2 separate regions of the Mus musculus genome follow, and region 1 is linked to region 2. The links are chromatin loops, found by intact Hi-C in ENCODE. Cell type or tissue: heart. All regions are shown on one strand. Links, peaks and the distances in the headings refer to the core of each region. The heading gives the core; the rest is flanking DNA.

Region 1 (8,335 bases), core at 142-8,141, 360 kb before region 2:
TAGGTCAGGTGGTAGTGGTCAATGCCTTTAATTCCAGATGCAGAGGCAGGTAGATCTCTGAGTTCAAGCCTGGTCTACAGAGCAAATTCTAGGACAGCCAGGGCTACACAGAGAAGCCTTGTCTCGAAAAACCAACCAAACAACAACAAAATTTGTTGGTATAGCTTTTTCATTTTCTCGGCTGTCAGAAAGACGGTAGACATGCAGACTGAGCATGCTCACCAGAAGCAGCTCATAGTCTTTTAAAACAAGAAGTGGGTTGTGCTGACAGAAACTAGTGAGGAAAGGCTCCCTGAGTACTACAAAAACATTGGTTTAGGCTTCAAGATGCTCAATAAAGCCACTGAGGGCTCCTAAATAGACAAGAAATGCCTCTTCATTGGTAACATTGCCAACCAATGTTGGAGCCTGTCTGGTATCGTGACCAAGATGAAGACACATTGGATCACAGTCATCTGCTGGAACTATATCCACCACATCCAAAGGTACAATCAATTGAGAAGCACCATAGAAAACTCTATCTGTACACCTGTCCCCTTTTCAGGGATGCACAGCCATCATCACTGTGGGAGGGTGTAGGGCCCTGAGTAAGGCAGTATGCTTTAACTGTGTGCAAGTTCACCAAGGCTGCCAGCACCAAGAAGCAGTTCCAGAAGTTCTGAGAAGATGCTGGCCAACTCCCAGAACAAATCAAGTTATTTTCCAACTTTAAAAAAAAAATGTTGACAGATTTAGTGTGATAAAAGCTCAAAACAGGACCCTATTTCATTTTCTAAACTGAATTATTTTTTTCTTTTTGTAGATATGTGTAAATTACAATATTTTAGAAGAGTTGGCCCTGTGTAAATTACAATATTTTAGAAGAGTTGGCCCTTCATATCCAGAGTCCTATCTCCAGATTCAACTTACTGGAGAAGAAACAATAGGAAAAGAAACAATAGGAAAAGAAACTTAGGAAAAGAAACAATATTACAAAACAATGTTACATTGTTGCTAATGTATACTGTGTATCTGTCTATACAGATCTTCTTTCTTGGCATTCCCTAAAAAAATACAGAATAACAACTATTTATATAGCAATTGCACCATTTTAGGCATAGCAAGGAATCTAGAAAGACTTTAAAGTATGATGAATACTTTCACAAACCACACCATGTTATCAATTTTGAGCATCTGTCAGCTTTGATATGAGGCAGAGGGTTCCAGGACCAACCAAAACCCCTCGGATATCAAGGGACGTCGTATTCACACTGTGGAGTATTGGGCTAAAAGGATGCACAACAGGAAGGGCAGCATCTGAATGTCTATTTCTTTGTTTGGTAGCTTCCCGCTCAGGAGTAACTACCTTGCTTTGTCTAGAGTCTTCTGCTCCTCAAGCTTTTGTTCCGCATCTTTCTCTGCTCGACTTGTAACACCTGCATTTTGTTTGCTCCAGATACTTGGCTTCTGCAGAATGATTCAAAAGAATAAAATAAAACCACATGGTCACAAAATAAACAACTCATATACATCAAAATCACAGAAAATCCTTACACCTCATGAATCATCAGAGAACTACTTACTCTGACAACTAATTTACAGCCTCCATCAGCATATGACAAAGCTGGAGCTGTAAACAAGTCCTAAATCACATAAAGTCCTTTTGAACATCACTGAGGTCCTTTCTCAATTGACTTTTACCCCTGACGGATTACTATACCATTCAATATTCCAATGAACATGAGCAGAATGCAAAGGAATATGGTAGATTACTACCTATAAAAAATTGCAAACTCTTACTAAACTCTTTCAGATTTTAAGTCTATTTCTAAATTTTACAGTTGTTTATCTCTGTCTGAATACAAAATACATGCTAATCTTCCATGAGAATGTAAACAATCCACTTACTAACAGCATATTAAAGACAAATATTGGAACTGGAAAGACAACTTAGCATTCTTTATGACGGCTTATTGCTCTTGCAGAGGAACTTCAGTTCCTAGCACCCAAACTGCTTGTCCTACTACCACAAATAACTCCATTTTCAGGGGATCTAAGACCCTTTTCTGGTCTCTGAAGGCACCCATGCACAGGTGACACACACATGCACACATGACATATGTATTCACACAAGTGCACATACACACAACATACATTAGTAAAATAAAAATTTTTAAAGAGTACTAAATAATCTTACTAATTTTAATATTTAACAAAATTTATGCAAATATTCAATCAGGAATTTTTTTTCCTTTAACATTTACTTATTTACAGATAACAACTAACATTTTTCAAAAACTTAAAATATAATACAATTCTCCCAATGTTTGGAATTGGTAGAGATATTTTTACCTTATTAATTGTCTTTGGTTTTCCAAAAACTCCAGAATCTTTTAGAAGTTTTTCTTGTTTGAATTCTTCTTGTTTTCGAAAGAGCTCCGCCTTAAGATCTACCAACTAGAATAAAATAAGAAAGAGAACAATATTTAACTCAATTCTGGCAGGTGACTGGATTGCTAAGCAACAGTAATTCTCCAAGGGAGATTTGAGCTTCCTGAACATGAACAAGAAACACAATGTTTGGGCTGGAGAGATGGCTCAGAGGTTAAGAGCACTGAATGCTCTTCCAGAGGTCCTGAGTCCAATTCCTGGCAACTACATGATGGTTCACAACCATCTACAATGGGCTCCAATGTGTGTCTAAAGACAGGGACAGTGTACTCACATATGTAAAATAAATAAGCAAATGGGAGAGGGGAGCTCGGGTGAAGAGAATGGGGCAGCGAGAACTCCGAGGCTGAAGTTAAAGGTCAGCAGTTAAAGAGCACAAGACTCAGGGTAGGTTCCTAGCACCCACATGGTGGCATACGACCATCCACATATTAAGTCCAGTTCCACACCAGGCATACATGTATTGCATATACAAAGGGAAAACAATTATACACAAAATTTAAAATCTTTAAAAAATGTTTTTAATGATTCCTTTTTGGTTTTTAGTGTGCATTTGTTGTTGTTGTTGTTGTTGTTGTGTGTGTGTGTGTGAGAGAGAGAGAGAGAGAGAGAGAGAGAGAGATCTCCTGGAACTGAACCTACAGTTTAGAGCCACCATGTGGGTGCTGGAAATAAACCATGGTCGTCTGAAAGAGCTGCCAGTGCTCTTAACCTATCTCTCCAGCCCCAAAAACCTTTTTTTGTTTGTTTGTTTGTTTGTTTGTTTTTAAATAACTGAGTTCAGTAATTTCTATTTGAAAGAAATCCACTTAAAGGTACTATTGGCAGGGATGTTAACAATGTAAAGGAGTTTCATTCCAGGACCCAATATTTAAAATTCTGAAGAAGAAGGAGGAGGAGGAGGAGGAGGAGGAGGAGGAAGAGGAGGATTTTAACTTTGTAAATGTATCAATTACCTAGCTATATATCTTTCTATTCTACAACTACATCTGAATCACAAAATGACCAATCAATTCCGGGACTTCGTTTGTGTTATAATTATTAAAAACATTATCCTCCAGACAAGTTAACTTTGGTTTGGTTTTTAAAGACAGGGTCTCACTGTGTAGCTCTGGCTATACTGGAACTATGTAGCTCAGGCTGGCCTCTGACTTACAGTGGCCTCTGTCCACTTGTCTCTGACACTTATGTGCTAAAGTTAAGCGCATGCGCATATACTTCCTGATTAATTCAGTTTGCAAGCACTGAATCCAAGCAAACATGATTACTAAGACCAATTTTTCTATATTAAAAAACAAATTCCAACAAAAAATTTGATACATTAGATGTTTTGAACAATCAGAAAAGGCACCATTTTGCAGTCAATCAAACTGAGCCTGGCTTCTCACACAACAAATCTGTGTGTACATTGAGGAAAACGGGATTCACCTTTGGGTGTCAACTTCATTATCCATTAAGAGTGACAATTAATACCACCTACACTCAAAAGCACTTCTGAGGACTCGATGGCAGCACACATATGAAGCACGGACACAAAATGTGTACAGTGTTTACAAGTTTTCTGCTGAGAGTGGTTAAGTTAGCAAAACTCCTTACATCCTGTCAGACCTTACTGGCCCGGGTACCCCATCCCACAAGGCACTAGCTAACTTGTCTGGATCCTGCTGGGGGGGACCCTGGGAGCCCTGGGAAGACAAATCATATCCCAGTGCTCGAGAAGGGCTTTGGACTAGTGGAGAACCCAGGAAGGGCTCGTCCTCCAAGTCCCTGCGGACAGAGAGCCGGCTGTGGCGGCGGCTGACCCGCAGGATGCGCCCTGAGATCCCTGGGAGGATGGCGTCCGAGACCCGCCTGGGTTCGAGGGGAACGGAGCCCAGGCGCCTGGCGGAGCCGAGTTCAGGATCCTGTGAGTAAGGAAGCTGAGGAGGGTCTCTGCGGGGAAAGGGTCGGTCAGGATCCTTGTCAGATGGGCAGTCCAGGCCCCTGACTTGCGTGGGACAACAACTAGGTCACCATTCTCGACTGAGACAGGCGGAGGGAACGCGGAGCACGGAGCTAAGCCACACTTGTACTCACCGAGGAGGCTGTAACGTCCAAAGGCTTTTTCTTTCGGTCCATCGTCCCGCCAAGGCGTCCAGTCCCAAGACGCAGCCTCCCTGTGGCCTCAGTCAGACCCTACGAGTCCGCCACCCCCACCCGGCAGCAGAACCGGAAGTGTCTTTGATAGGGACGCTGAGTTTGCGTCATTTTGCGACTTGGATTTACGACCTCGGCGCCATCTTGAAAGCGTCAGTATGAGGTCCCTAGTCGCTACGTCGTCATTTTGAGAAGGTCAGAGGGTTGGAATTGATCGCAATTGGCCATCTTGAAGAGAGCAGAAAGTGAGGTGAAAATGACTAGTATTGTCGCCGTCTAGAGAAGGAAGGAAGATAGCTTTCATTGCAACACACACTATATTGACTGGAGAGTCTTAGATGATGGAAAAGAATAGCAGCGTATGAAGAGAGCTAAGTAAACTCCTGTCTCCAACATGAAAACAAAAGGAATTTAATGAAACTGGTAGTGGTGGGAATTATTGTTTAAGAATGGGCTATGAGAAACACTCGTTTTATGTTGGTTTTTTTTTTTTGGTGTTTTGTGATTTGTTTTGTTGGTTTTGTTTGTTGTTTTGCTTTTTAGGCTTTTTTTTTTTTTTTTTTTGAGATGGGGTCTTACTGTACAGCCACCTGGCCTCAAACTCTCTATGTAGACTTGGCTAGCCTCAAATTTGCAACAGCCCTCCTGCCTCTGCCCCCTAAATGCTAGGATTACATGTGTGAGCCACTATGCCCAACAGAATATTTGAATTTTAACTATTCATTCATACATTCATTTGGGGGTCACTGGGTACTCCTGGCTGCCTGGAACTTGCTTTGTAGACCATGCTAGCCTTGTACTCAAAGATACCTGCTTACCTCTTCCTCCCTTATGCTGGGATTGAAGCTGTGTGCCACCACAACCAGCCCCCAGAATACTCTAATTTTGAAATTACTATTTGAATTGCTAAAGAATTAAAAGAATTTTGACCTGGGATTTAGGACAAAATTTCCAACAATTTCTGAAATGGCCCTAAACATGAATTTGCTGTATCTTTGCAAAGCAGTGTTCTCCACATTGATGATGATAAAGTCAAAACAATCAACTCTGAAAAGCACTGAAGATGCTCTGTGACCTACAGTATCAAATGTTTAGCCAATATTTAATTCCTTTTGTTGAAACAAGCACATTCATGTCATTAGGATACAAATTGTTTTTCATCTTTAATAAATGGTGAATATATATATATATATATATATATATATATATACATATACATATGTGTGTGTGTGTGTGTGCGCCAAATTGTTTTAAAGTAATTTTTAAAGTATCCATATATACCTCAAGTCATGAAAATAATACTGGGTAAAAAGAAGTTGTAAGTGAAATAATTTTAAGATATCCTCCCCCCCCCCCGCCCCCTGCAGTTGGGAGGCAGATGCAGGCGAATTTCTGAGTTCAAGGCCAGCCTGATCTACAGCATAAGTTCCAGGACAGCCAGGGCTACACAGAGAAACCCTGTCTCAAAAAATCAGAAAAAAAAAGAAAGAAAGAAAGAAAGAAAGAAAGAAAGAAAGAAAGGAAGGAAGAAAGATATCCTTCCCTAGAAGACTGTATGGCATTATTACAGTCTTACTTTGTCTGTAGAATGCCTGTGGGGAATCTGTAGTTATCTCCTGATTGGCTATGTTAGCTTACACCATAGAAGTTCTCACAGAGTGGCACCCCACTAATGAGAAACCTCCCAAGACAAAGGCATTACTAGAAAAGGATAGGATATAGCTCAGTATTGTAGCACATACTTAGCATGTGCCTGAACCTGGGTTCCATCCTTGGCACTGGGGAGAAATAGAAATAAGCCATTGAGTCTCCTTTGTTTCCCCAGCTGTTACACAGAATGTGATATTGGCCAGAATACTGTCCTGGCAGACCCACACATTCTCATACATCCTGTTTCTAAAAGATCTTTTTCCTTTGATGCCTTCCCAGCAGCTGAGTCTGTCTGGAATTGCTTTTGTCTATCCAGTCCCAACAGTGCAGCTGCAACCCAGTACCCTTTTCCAGGGTGCTGTCTGCTAAACCACATCTTGAATTGTACTGGGTTGGCCTGATGCTGCTTGTATTCTAAGGCTAATATTGGGCCCTCAAGTCTGGTTGTCCCAGAGATGGGAGAGTCAGCATATAGAAATTAAGTGATCCTGTCCCCAAGTTATTTCTCATTGTCAAATAAAGATACCAACAGCCATTAGTTGGGCAGAAGAGACATGGGTGGGGTTTAGGTTTTCCAGACTTGAGGCTGGAGAAGAAGATGAAGGGAAGAAGGTGGAGGAGGAGGAAAGAGAAGCTGCTATGGTTTAGAAGTCAAGAGAGTGTGGCCCTGAGGGCTGGCCAATTGGAGTTAAGGGCAGCCCAGAAACATAGTAAACAATAACTCAGGGTTATGGATAGTGAAGTAGATTCTAATATCATAGAGGGTCATATCTGCCCAGCTCTTGTGTTGTTTAAGGCTTATTGTAAATATAAAGGTTTTTTTTTAATCCAGAAACTAAATGATCTAAGGTGGAATGGGTAGAAACCCCAAGTTGGGATTAAATAAATTTCTACAACATGAATCAGAGTCTCTCTCTGGCTGGCTGAGCACACAAGAGATTTGACACCATGAGATGAAAATGACCCTGAACGAAACATGGTCCAGCTGCATACATAGCAGAGGATGGCTTTATCTAGTATCAATGGGAGAGAAGGCCCTTGGTCCTGTGAAGGCTCGATACCCCAATGTAGGAAAGGGTTGGGGTGATGAGCGAGGAGTGGGGGGGCACCCTCATAGAAGCAGGGGGAGGTGAATGGGATGGGGGGTCGTGGAGGGGAAACTGGGAAAGCATATAACATTTGAAATGTAAATAAATAAAATATCCAATTAAAAAAATCTACCAGAGCCGAGCAGTGGTGGCACATACCTTTAATCCCAGCACTTGGGAGGCAGAGGCAGGCAGATTTCTGAGTTCGAGGCCAACCTGGTCTACAGAGTGAGTTCCAGGACAACCAGGGCTATACAGAAAAACCCTGTCTTGGGGGTGGGGGGTGGGGGTGGGAATCTACCAGAAATTTAGAAATTACATTAAATGTTTTAAATCATAAAACAAGAAGAGAGGGCTGGTGAGATGGCTCAGCAGGTAAGAGCACCCGACTGCTCTTCCAAAGGTCCTTAGTTCAAATCCCAGCAACCACATGGTGGCTCACAACCATCTGTAACAAGATCTGATTCCCTCTTCTGGTGTGTCTGAAGACAGCTACAGTGTACTTACATATAATAAATAAATAAATCTTTAAAAAAAAAAAACAAGAAGAGAAACTGGCTTTGTATTCGTTGATGTTATTGATTGTTGTGACCAAATATCTGACAAGAGTAATTCAGGGGAAGAAGGCTTATCTTGGCTTATAGTTTGAAGGGATAGAGTCTATCGCAGAGGGGAGGGTATGGTGGTAGGTTGCTCTATCCCACAACTCCAAGCTCCATCCAAACTGGGACCCTTCACTTCCTTGACCAGCTGGAAGGGTTGAAGCTATTCTAGGGGCACTGTGCCCCTCACTTTGGCTGTCAGATGACTGAAGCAATGGATCCTCAGAAACTGTAATTTCCCCAGTGAAACTCATGCTGGAAGAAGAAAAGAGCTTGACTGGGGCTAGAGAGAGAGCTCGGTAGTTAAGAGCACTAAATGTGCTTCCAGAGGACCTGGGTTTGATTCCCAGAACCCATACAGCAGCTCCCAACTATCTGTAACCCTAATTCCAGAGAATCTGAAATGCTCTTCTGACCTCTGCAAGGCAC
Region 2 (8,335 bases), core at 220-8,219:
TATTAACCGTTCCTAAGTAGGTGCCAGAACATAATGGGCTTTCCACAAATATGTGTTAAGCTGTTGCATGTTGAGAACTGACATTGTCAAAGCAAAGACTTGCAGGACTCACTTTATATATCTCTTCATATGTCTCCTCATCAATCTCTATCGTTGTCACAGTTTCTTCTACATCTCCCAGGATCATATTTAAATGTTGATCATAAGCCTGAAGTGGGAGGGTGAGATATGAGAAACAAGTAACATGGCTCAAAAGATACAAGTGGATTTTAAGTAACAGGTTCAATACTTACACCCAAAATTTTACATGCAAATAACAAACACCCTCTGTGCTAGCCTATCATGTCTTTACAAGCCATTCCCAGTGACAATACTGCTTATGATAAAAAGTGAGTCCACTCAATGCAACCCAAGAACACTTAAGCATCGCCTTCACTTGTTACCCAAGGCGGTCCCACCAGTCACAATAGTTTATTATGAAAAAACAGCAAATTCTGTCAGACTTCTTTTGAGATACTAAGCAGCATAAAGTCCTGTCACTTGCTGTGTGATAGGACCATGGTTCTCAAGCAAGGACACTGTCATTCGATGCTCACAACAAAACAGGTGCAGCAAAATTTGACCCATTTTTGTGGACATGGGTATGTGTGTGGTGTACATGTGTACTACATGTTTACATGTGTGTGGATGCCAGAGGTTGAAGCTGAATGCCTTCCTCAGTTGCTCCCCACATAATGTGTTAAGATGGTGCCTCTCGGTCGAACATAAGAGCTTGCTGACTGTCTAGCTAGCCAGCTTGCTTTGGTGTTTCCACAGGTGCTGGGGAGCTAAACTCTAGTCCTTACACTTTACCCACCAACCATCTGTCCCACCTCCACTTTGCCCATTTATAACTTATCCAGAATTTAACGTGCTTTGGCATCTGTGGGCTCAATCAGGAAGGATTTCAACCGCAGTGTTCAGTGCAATCTCCAAAGTTCATTCCTTTTACTAAACAGCAAACCTCCTGGGGCTTGTTCAGAACCCACTGCATGTTCTTCTAACAAAGTGCTAAGCGCTTTTGCCTGCTCATATCAAGATTAAAAATAGCCTAACAGCCACACTGGGAAGGAACTGCTTGGCAGCTACACAAATGAGCAACTCATCTGGAGAGCAGGGAGGAAACAGAAAGCTGGGCCGTTACTGCAGAGGTAAGAGCTGCAGACAACTCCAAGTTAGAGGCCACAGTCTGGCCTGGGGATCATTCCGTGCACCAGAGTGCCATGCAATTTAGCATCATCCCACATTTCTCACCAAACTGACACTGCTGTTCCCACAAGGCCAGCTTGTAGATCAATTCTTTATCCTTGGGTTTCATGAAAGAACATGAATTTCTAAGACTGAGACTGAAGTGGGATGGCCTGGTCCCCTACAGTGGCTCTGTCACTGTCAGTAGAGGGTTGTTTCTAATTTCTAAGCCTGAACTAAAAGACTTATTTCAATTCCTGTTGTAAACAAACAGCCCTGAGGGAAGTAACAAGAGGAGACAAAACCTTAAGTACACAATGATGGGACCAATTCCTCAGACATATAAATGTGCACAAGCAATATCTGTGAAAGTACCCATTGCAGCTTTATAGCTGGGGGGGGGGGGGGAGACTGAAGTCTGACACAGAATCCTGTATCCTGTGGCGTTGTGTCAGCTGTGTAATTATTCCACACAAAAAACATGTGAAAAAAGTGTGTACATATGAGACAAGGTTTCACTATGTAGGCCAGACTGGCCTCAAATATATGATCGTCCTGCCTTGGTCCTCTAAGTACTGGAACCATGGCACATGCCTCCGTTCCTCACTAGGCTCCCCTTCAGACACAGGTGGCATATACACATGCAGACGACTATGCAGCCAACTTTGAACAGTGGTCAGACATAGAGAAAAATGGAACTTCGCCTTTAATTTTACCCATTTCTATGAAGTTGTTTTTGTTTTTGTTTTTTTTTTTTTGGGTAGTGCTAGGGTAGGGGCTTTGCCGCATGCTAGGCAAACTATCTCTAGCCTGCTATTTAATTCTTTTCATGACAAAACAGAGCTTTATATGTCAAAAGCTAAAATACCCTATCCAATAACTTTAAAAAATCCAGGACAATGCCAAGAATGAAGAGCATGTCTGTAATCCCAGCTCTCAGGAGAGAGGCAGAGGGAGCTGGAGTTTGAAGCTAGCCAGGTTTTCTAGTATGACCTTGTCTAAACCCAAGAGAACAAACAAGTTTATTCATAAATAAGCAGAAGACAAAACTGAAGGAAACGAAAGTGTTCTCTATGGTTGGAGAGATGCTCAAGCTAAGAGCACTGGATTCCTGAACAGGACCTGAGCGTATCAGGCAGCTCACAACAGTCTGTAACTCTAGCTCCAGGGGATCAGATGCCTTGTTCTGTCTCACCGGAGTCCCACCCCTCTCTAAAAAACCATTCTGGTTAAGGAAAACATATTTTAAAAGTGAATAGAAGGATTTTCCAATTCCCAAAAGAAATTCAAAAAAGTAAGTTTACACTGCAGTTCTAATTTGTAAGGAGGTAGGATGCAGCCTCTGGCTCTGAGATGTTTTAACAGACTTACGTGTAGTCTGCCTCGAAGCTCTCGGTCATTTCTCATTTTCACATAAATTCGCTCATCCAGGCTGAGCCTGATCAGATCCAGGGGCTCCTCTACGGTATTGGTGGTCTGTTGCTGAGGAAAGGCAAAGGCTTACTCATAGGATACAGAGGCCGGGTGGTGTTTCAATCACTGGTCAGCTGAGAGAGCAGCATGTGGGTGCTAGTACACAACCAGGGTTGTCTCCAAGATCAGCAAGCGCTCTTATCTGCCAAGCCACCTCTCCAGCCCCAATAAATCCCCATTAAGGAACTTACACTCTAGTTGTGGAAGAAACACTTTAAATAAATACATATTTAAAACAACATGCTCTGGAGAGAAACACAGTAGGGTAGCACGTACGTACGTACATACGTGTGTGTGTGTGTGTGTGTGTGTGTGTGTGCAGGGGCTATACATATTTAAAACAACATGCTCTGGAGAGAAACACAGTAGGGTAGCACGTACGTACGTGTGTGTGTGTGTGTGTGTGTGTGTGTGTGTGTGTGTGTGCAGGGGCTGTGTGTGCATGTGAGGGTGTGAAAGACATTTTGGTGGCCAAGGTACACCAGCTACCTAAGAAATAGGGAAGGGTAGGTGCAGAGGCCCGTAGGCCCTTCTGTTGGCCTGTGTACCAGATCTTTGCTTGTTTTCTTCATACTCCATCTCTAGCAGTTTCTCCATCTCCTAGAACTGCACCTTTCCTCTGACCTCCCCTCGTAATTCACTCCAAGGGAACCACTGCCTGTGCCCCCCGTGTTCACTCGGATTGCTAAACTGGTGTCCTGCTACGACCTCCCGCTTTCTGTCGGAATCCCGACAGCTAGCTCCCAGAGATGGGCATCTCCAGCCGCCTGCATTCATTCTACAGAGAAAGGGCGACGACGAGCGCGATGGGTAGACGGGCGGGTTGAGAAACTCTGGGCCTACGGAGGTTTCAGGAGCAGGCCCGGCTACGGAAGGCCGTGGTGACTCGGAAAAAAAGAAAAGGGCCATCCCACGGGAAGCGTGGAAAAAGCGAGAAGCGAAAGCATTTCCTCTTCGAACGCCTCAGGTCAAACTTACCTGATCTACGTCGTCCGCCATGTTTCAAACGCTGCGCCCTTTCCACCTCTCGCGGGAACAGGAACTCAGAAACCTTAGGCCGCCACGCACTGAAGGCGAACTATATTATTTTTGTCCCTTCGCGCCCTCGTAGTTTGCATGGGGGCGGGGCTTCCTTCGAGGGCGTGGTCCTACCCTGGGCTGGGGGCGCGGCCAGGCGTGGCCCGCCTCCGGGCGGGGCGGGCACGCGGAGACCTGCGGCGTCCTGCGCGGTAGTCCCGAGGAACGCCTCTGGCTAGCATGGCCCCAAAGCGCACCGCAGACGGAAGGCGGCGGAAGCGGGGCCAGAAAACCGAGGACAACAAAGTAGCCCGGCACGAGGAGAGCGTTGCGGGTGAGAGGCCGAGTCTGCAACATGCCAGGCAGTGGTGGCTGAGGCTGGTGCGGGCGGCGGAGCGGATCTGCGCCTGTGGCAAGGTCTCCACGGCCGGGTGCGCGGCGTCCCCGAGGGCCTCTGCTATCAGCCTTAAACCCCTCTGTTAACCATTAGAGCCAAGTTCAGCCTCTAAGCAAGTGTTGAAGGCTGAGCAGCAGAAAGCTTCGCAGTTACCAGGTGTCTCAAGGAGACCCCAAAACCAAGACGGAGGGAGACTCTAGTGCGTGCGAGATCTCTCTCCAAATTCCCGACTGCCATCCAGTGTAACTCCAGAGTTTAGGATGTGCTTTGTTGTTGTTGCTTTGTTTTTCCGGACAAGGTTTCTCTGTGTAGCCCTGGCTGTTCTGGATCTTACTTTGTAGACCGGGTTGGCCTCAAACTCAAGAGATCCACCTGTCTCTGCCTCCCTAGAGCTAGGATTAACCCGTGTCTGCCACTGCGCCCTGGCTAGAATGCGCTTCTTACCTAGATCTTGAACAAAGCAAAACTTCCATCTTCCCTCTTAAACAAATCCATCCTCCAGTTGTTCCATTTCAATAAATCACACCTTTTCTTAACTGCCAGTTCGGCAGCAAGTCCAGTCAGCTTCGGAACCAATGAAATCTGTACCTAATTCTCTTTAATTTTATAGCTGGAGATCCTGTCCACAATTGAGTAAGTGAACTTCACGTTGCTTCTTTTCTGGCTTCCTCTCATCTGTCTGCCTCAGGTCATCATCTAGCAGCCAAACGGATGTAGAACAACAAAACCTCATGCCTCTGTCTTCTTATCTAAAACCCCCTCAGACTTGCGCTCTGCAAGTATAGCATCTTCCTCACTTAGCTGGTTTCCTACAGGATTTAGAGGCTGTCACAATTCTGTCTCCTTTCCAAATATTCTTGTTTTGATTTTTTCCTGTTTATTTTAAACAGCAGGCTGGCCTAGAAATCTGGATCTTTCCGTTTCAGATATTCTTATTTTGATTTTTTTTTTTCCTGTTTATTTAAACAGCTGGCTGGTCTAGAAGTCTGACTTCCGGTCTAATCCTCCTGATCACAGGGATTGCAGATGCCTGGTTCTTTAGTGACCTGCTTTCTGCTCTTTAGATATGCTGTATATTTATCTGGAGGCTGGCCTTTGGTGTTTCTTTGGCTTAGAATGTTCATCATGGATATTTGATGGGGCTAATTTCTTCTCTGCTTCAGGTCTAAGACACTCACTCCATGATCATCATAAAGTAGTCATTCCTGGGAACCAACTACCACAGAATCCCAGTTACTGCCCTGTCAACCTCTTATTCTTCAGTGATCTTCTTATCTGATTGTCTGAGGAAAAAAATGTAACCTTCATAAAACCAAGTCTCATTTCCCTCAATATCCTGTTTTGTTCTTCCTCTTTTTTTTTCTTTCCCTGAAAAAAAATTCTACTTTATTATCTTTTATTTTATGGGTATGGGTGTTTGCCTGCATGCATGTCAGTGCACCATGTGTGAGTTGTGCCTGCAGAGGCTAGATGAGGTGTTGGGTCCCCCAGAACTGGATTTGGGAGCTGCAGTGTGGGTGCTGGGAATTGAACCTGGGTTCTCTTGAAGAGGCAGCAAGTGCTCAGGTGTAAAATGCATGCTGCGAGAGAAGGGAGAACTAGACCTTTTAAAGTAACTAGGTAGAAAGCGGGACTAGTTCAGTGACCCTCACCCCACCCACCCTGTGCCGCCCACTGCCCTGGAATCTGATTACATAGAGGTCATAGCTTCACTGTCCACTAGGAGATGCTGATATTTGCTAAGCTTCAGAGGAGCGGGCTTACTCCATGCTTAAGAAGCTTCAGCTTATTCACTGGCTCATTGCTTCTTGAGTGTCTGCTAGGAGGTTAGGTAGCTTCTACACAGCGGATTTGAAGAGCACCCCTGTGCATGCAAAGGAAGATGAGGCTTGGCACTTTTTGTCCTTGGCTGGCAACAAAGAACATCATACTCACCTTGCTGCTGAGTGGGCGGCTCCTCTTCATTTTTTACCCCCCTCTGTATTATCTTCATTGGGAAATTTATTAGTTTCTCTATTATTTATTCAGGGATTCCCAGCCACTGCCCAAAGTCCTGGGAATATACTAGTAAATGAAGCAGGCAGAGTTCCTGCTGGTAGGATGCTGAGATTCTTGGGGAAGGCAAGTCAGGTGAACATGACAAGATTTTAAAAAGAGAGAATGAAAAGCAAATTCACATGGTGGGGAGTAAATCTGGTTGCTCTAATCAGACTGCCACCAGTATGAGGAAGAAGCTGTCAGTACCGGGTATTATAACCAGTTACTATGTTAATTTTGAGCTCTTCATAAGGAGTTCGGTGGCATGGGGTTGGGGTAGGTAAGTATTCCTATGCAGAGAAAACAGGATGCTGAAAGACTCGTGGCTAGACTCAGAATGAAGAGGTGAGTGCTGGGACTTGAGGTGACCGAAGGGCAAGGACCTCAGCCTGGAGATCATGCTAAGGAATTTGAATTCATCCTAAGGGTCTTGGGAGAAGGTGCTTGCCCTTAAGTCTCAGTAGCTGAATGACCAAGCCACAGTGGTAATTCTGGAACTGTTGAAGTGACATTGAGTTCAAGGAGACTGGTTAGGTATGTTAGATAGCTCTCAGGTTTGGAAACTTATCTGGATATTGTTTGAGAGGCTTCCTTCCCCCGTTGTGTCCTGCAGAAAATAAACACAGCAAAGAATACTGAAAAGCCACCTGTTTCTGTCTTCTAGTGATTACTGCTGCAGAATGATGGTCGATTTCCTTGCTGTGTATTCCATACTCAGCAAAAACAACACTTCATGTTCATATCATGTCATGATTCTTTATTTTAATAATGATTTAATTAAATCAGGCATGGAGGTGCACCCTTAATCCCAGCACTGAGAAGGCAGAGGCAGGTGGATCTCTATGAATTCACGGACAGCCTGGTCTCCATAGTGAGTGCCAGGCCAGTCAGGGCTACACAGGAAGACTCTGCATTAATAACAACACAATGTTATATGTCATAGGGTGATTTAATCATTTCATAGCAGGCTATTCAGGGTTGTTTGGTTTGGCTTGGCGTAGTTTATTTTTTTGAGACAGAATCTTTGCTTTGTAGCCCAGGCTGGCCTATAACTTTTGGGAATCATTTTTCCTCACTCTCCTAGTGCTTGACTCACAGGTGAATACCACCAGGCTCCCCTGGGTATTCAGAGTTTTGATACTTTAAGTGTGCCGGATAGTTTTATATCAAATTGACACAAGCTAAAGTCATGGGAGAGGAGGGAAACTCAATTAAGTGTCTGCATAAGATCCAGTCGTAGGCAGACTTATAAGTCATTTTCGTAATTAGTGATAGATGTGGGAGGGCCCAGAATTATGGGTGGGGTTATCCCTGGGCTAGTGGTCCTGACATCTACAGGACTGAGCAAAACATGGGGAGCAACCCTGTAAACAGCACCCCTCCATGGCTTTTGCATCAGCTCCTGCCTCCAGGTTCCTGCCTTCAGGTTCCTGCCTCCAGGTTCCTTGAGTGGTGAACAATGCTGTGGAAATATAAGGCAAACAAACCCTTTCCTCCCCAAGTTGCTTTGGTCATAGTGTTTTGTCGCAGCAGTAGAAACCCTAAGGATAATAAGTATAATGTAATTCTTTTCCGTTACATCCTCCACCTTTTCAAACACAGAACCAAACTCTGTGCCTTTCAAATGACAAATTTGCTACTGCTTAGGACACTATTTTCTCAGTGTTTTGTTTGCCATTGTATCTAAATGTTTAAAACCTGGAAATTGCTGAGGCAGGAGAATCACCACAAGTTCTAGACCCTGTCTTTGAAATTAAAAAAAAAAAAAAAGAAAGAAAACAAAACAAGAATTAGTGTTTTATCTAGCATAAAAACAAATGTTTGTCTCATGTGAATTTTAGTTTAATTAAATTACTGTTTCATTTAAATCTAACCAAAGAGTCTTTGCCTCCCCCACAAACAAAACTATATTTTCTGAGAAGATAAATACGTACCCAAACAGTCAGCAAGACAAACAGTGAACGATAGAAATGGGTTGATTTAATAATTCAGCACTCCCTTTTGGAGTCTTCGCCAACCCCCACCCTGTTTTCAGGACAGGGCTTCTCTGTGTAGCCCTAGCTGTTTGAAACTCTCTCTTACAAGTCTACAGACTGGACTGGCCTCGAATCTGCAGTGACCCACCTGCCTCTGCTTCCCTAGTGCTGGGACTAAAGACATGCCACCATCACCCATACCTCTTTG

The links. A loop is a pair of places that touch in the nucleus more often than their neighbours do. Peaks named below come from ENCODE experiments on the same cell type or tissue, not always from the same donor. Only the 100,000 strongest peaks of a DNase experiment are listed, where the experiment ranks them.
Region 1: a loop joins it to region 2, with 4 times the contacts of the local background. A loop is called at or near these places in 5 of 42 quality-filtered maps.

Annotation. Positions count from the first base shown.
Region 1 is chr6:91,874,358-91,882,692 of GRCm38, reverse strand. Ccdc174 (coiled-coil domain containing 174) reads right to left here and starts at 4,640. Exons shown (of 11, transcript NM_172730.2): 1 at 4,507-4,640; 2 at 2,332-2,436; 3 at 1,346-1,446. The coding sequence starts at 4,548. In heart, for the core only: no CTCF peak of the experiment used is centred there; a DNase peak (open chromatin) is centred at 4,662; H3K4me3 peaks cover 1,877 bases; H3K27ac peaks cover 1,571 bases; H3K27me3 peaks cover 186 bases.
Region 2 is chr6:91,511,422-91,519,756 of GRCm38, reverse strand. It overlaps Xpc (xeroderma pigmentosum, complementation group C), which reads left to right and starts at 3,869. Exons shown (of 16, transcript NM_009531.2): 1 at 3,869-4,051. The coding sequence starts at 3,958. Lsm3 (LSM3 homolog, U6 small nuclear RNA and mRNA degradation associated) reads right to left here and starts at 3,722. Exons shown (of 4, transcript NM_026309.2): 1 at 3,679-3,722; 2 at 2,599-2,709; 3 at 113-208. The coding sequence starts at 3,699. In heart, for the core only: a CTCF peak has its summit at 3,962; a DNase peak (open chromatin) is centred at 3,766; H3K4me3 peaks cover 2,663 bases; H3K27ac peaks cover 1,517 bases.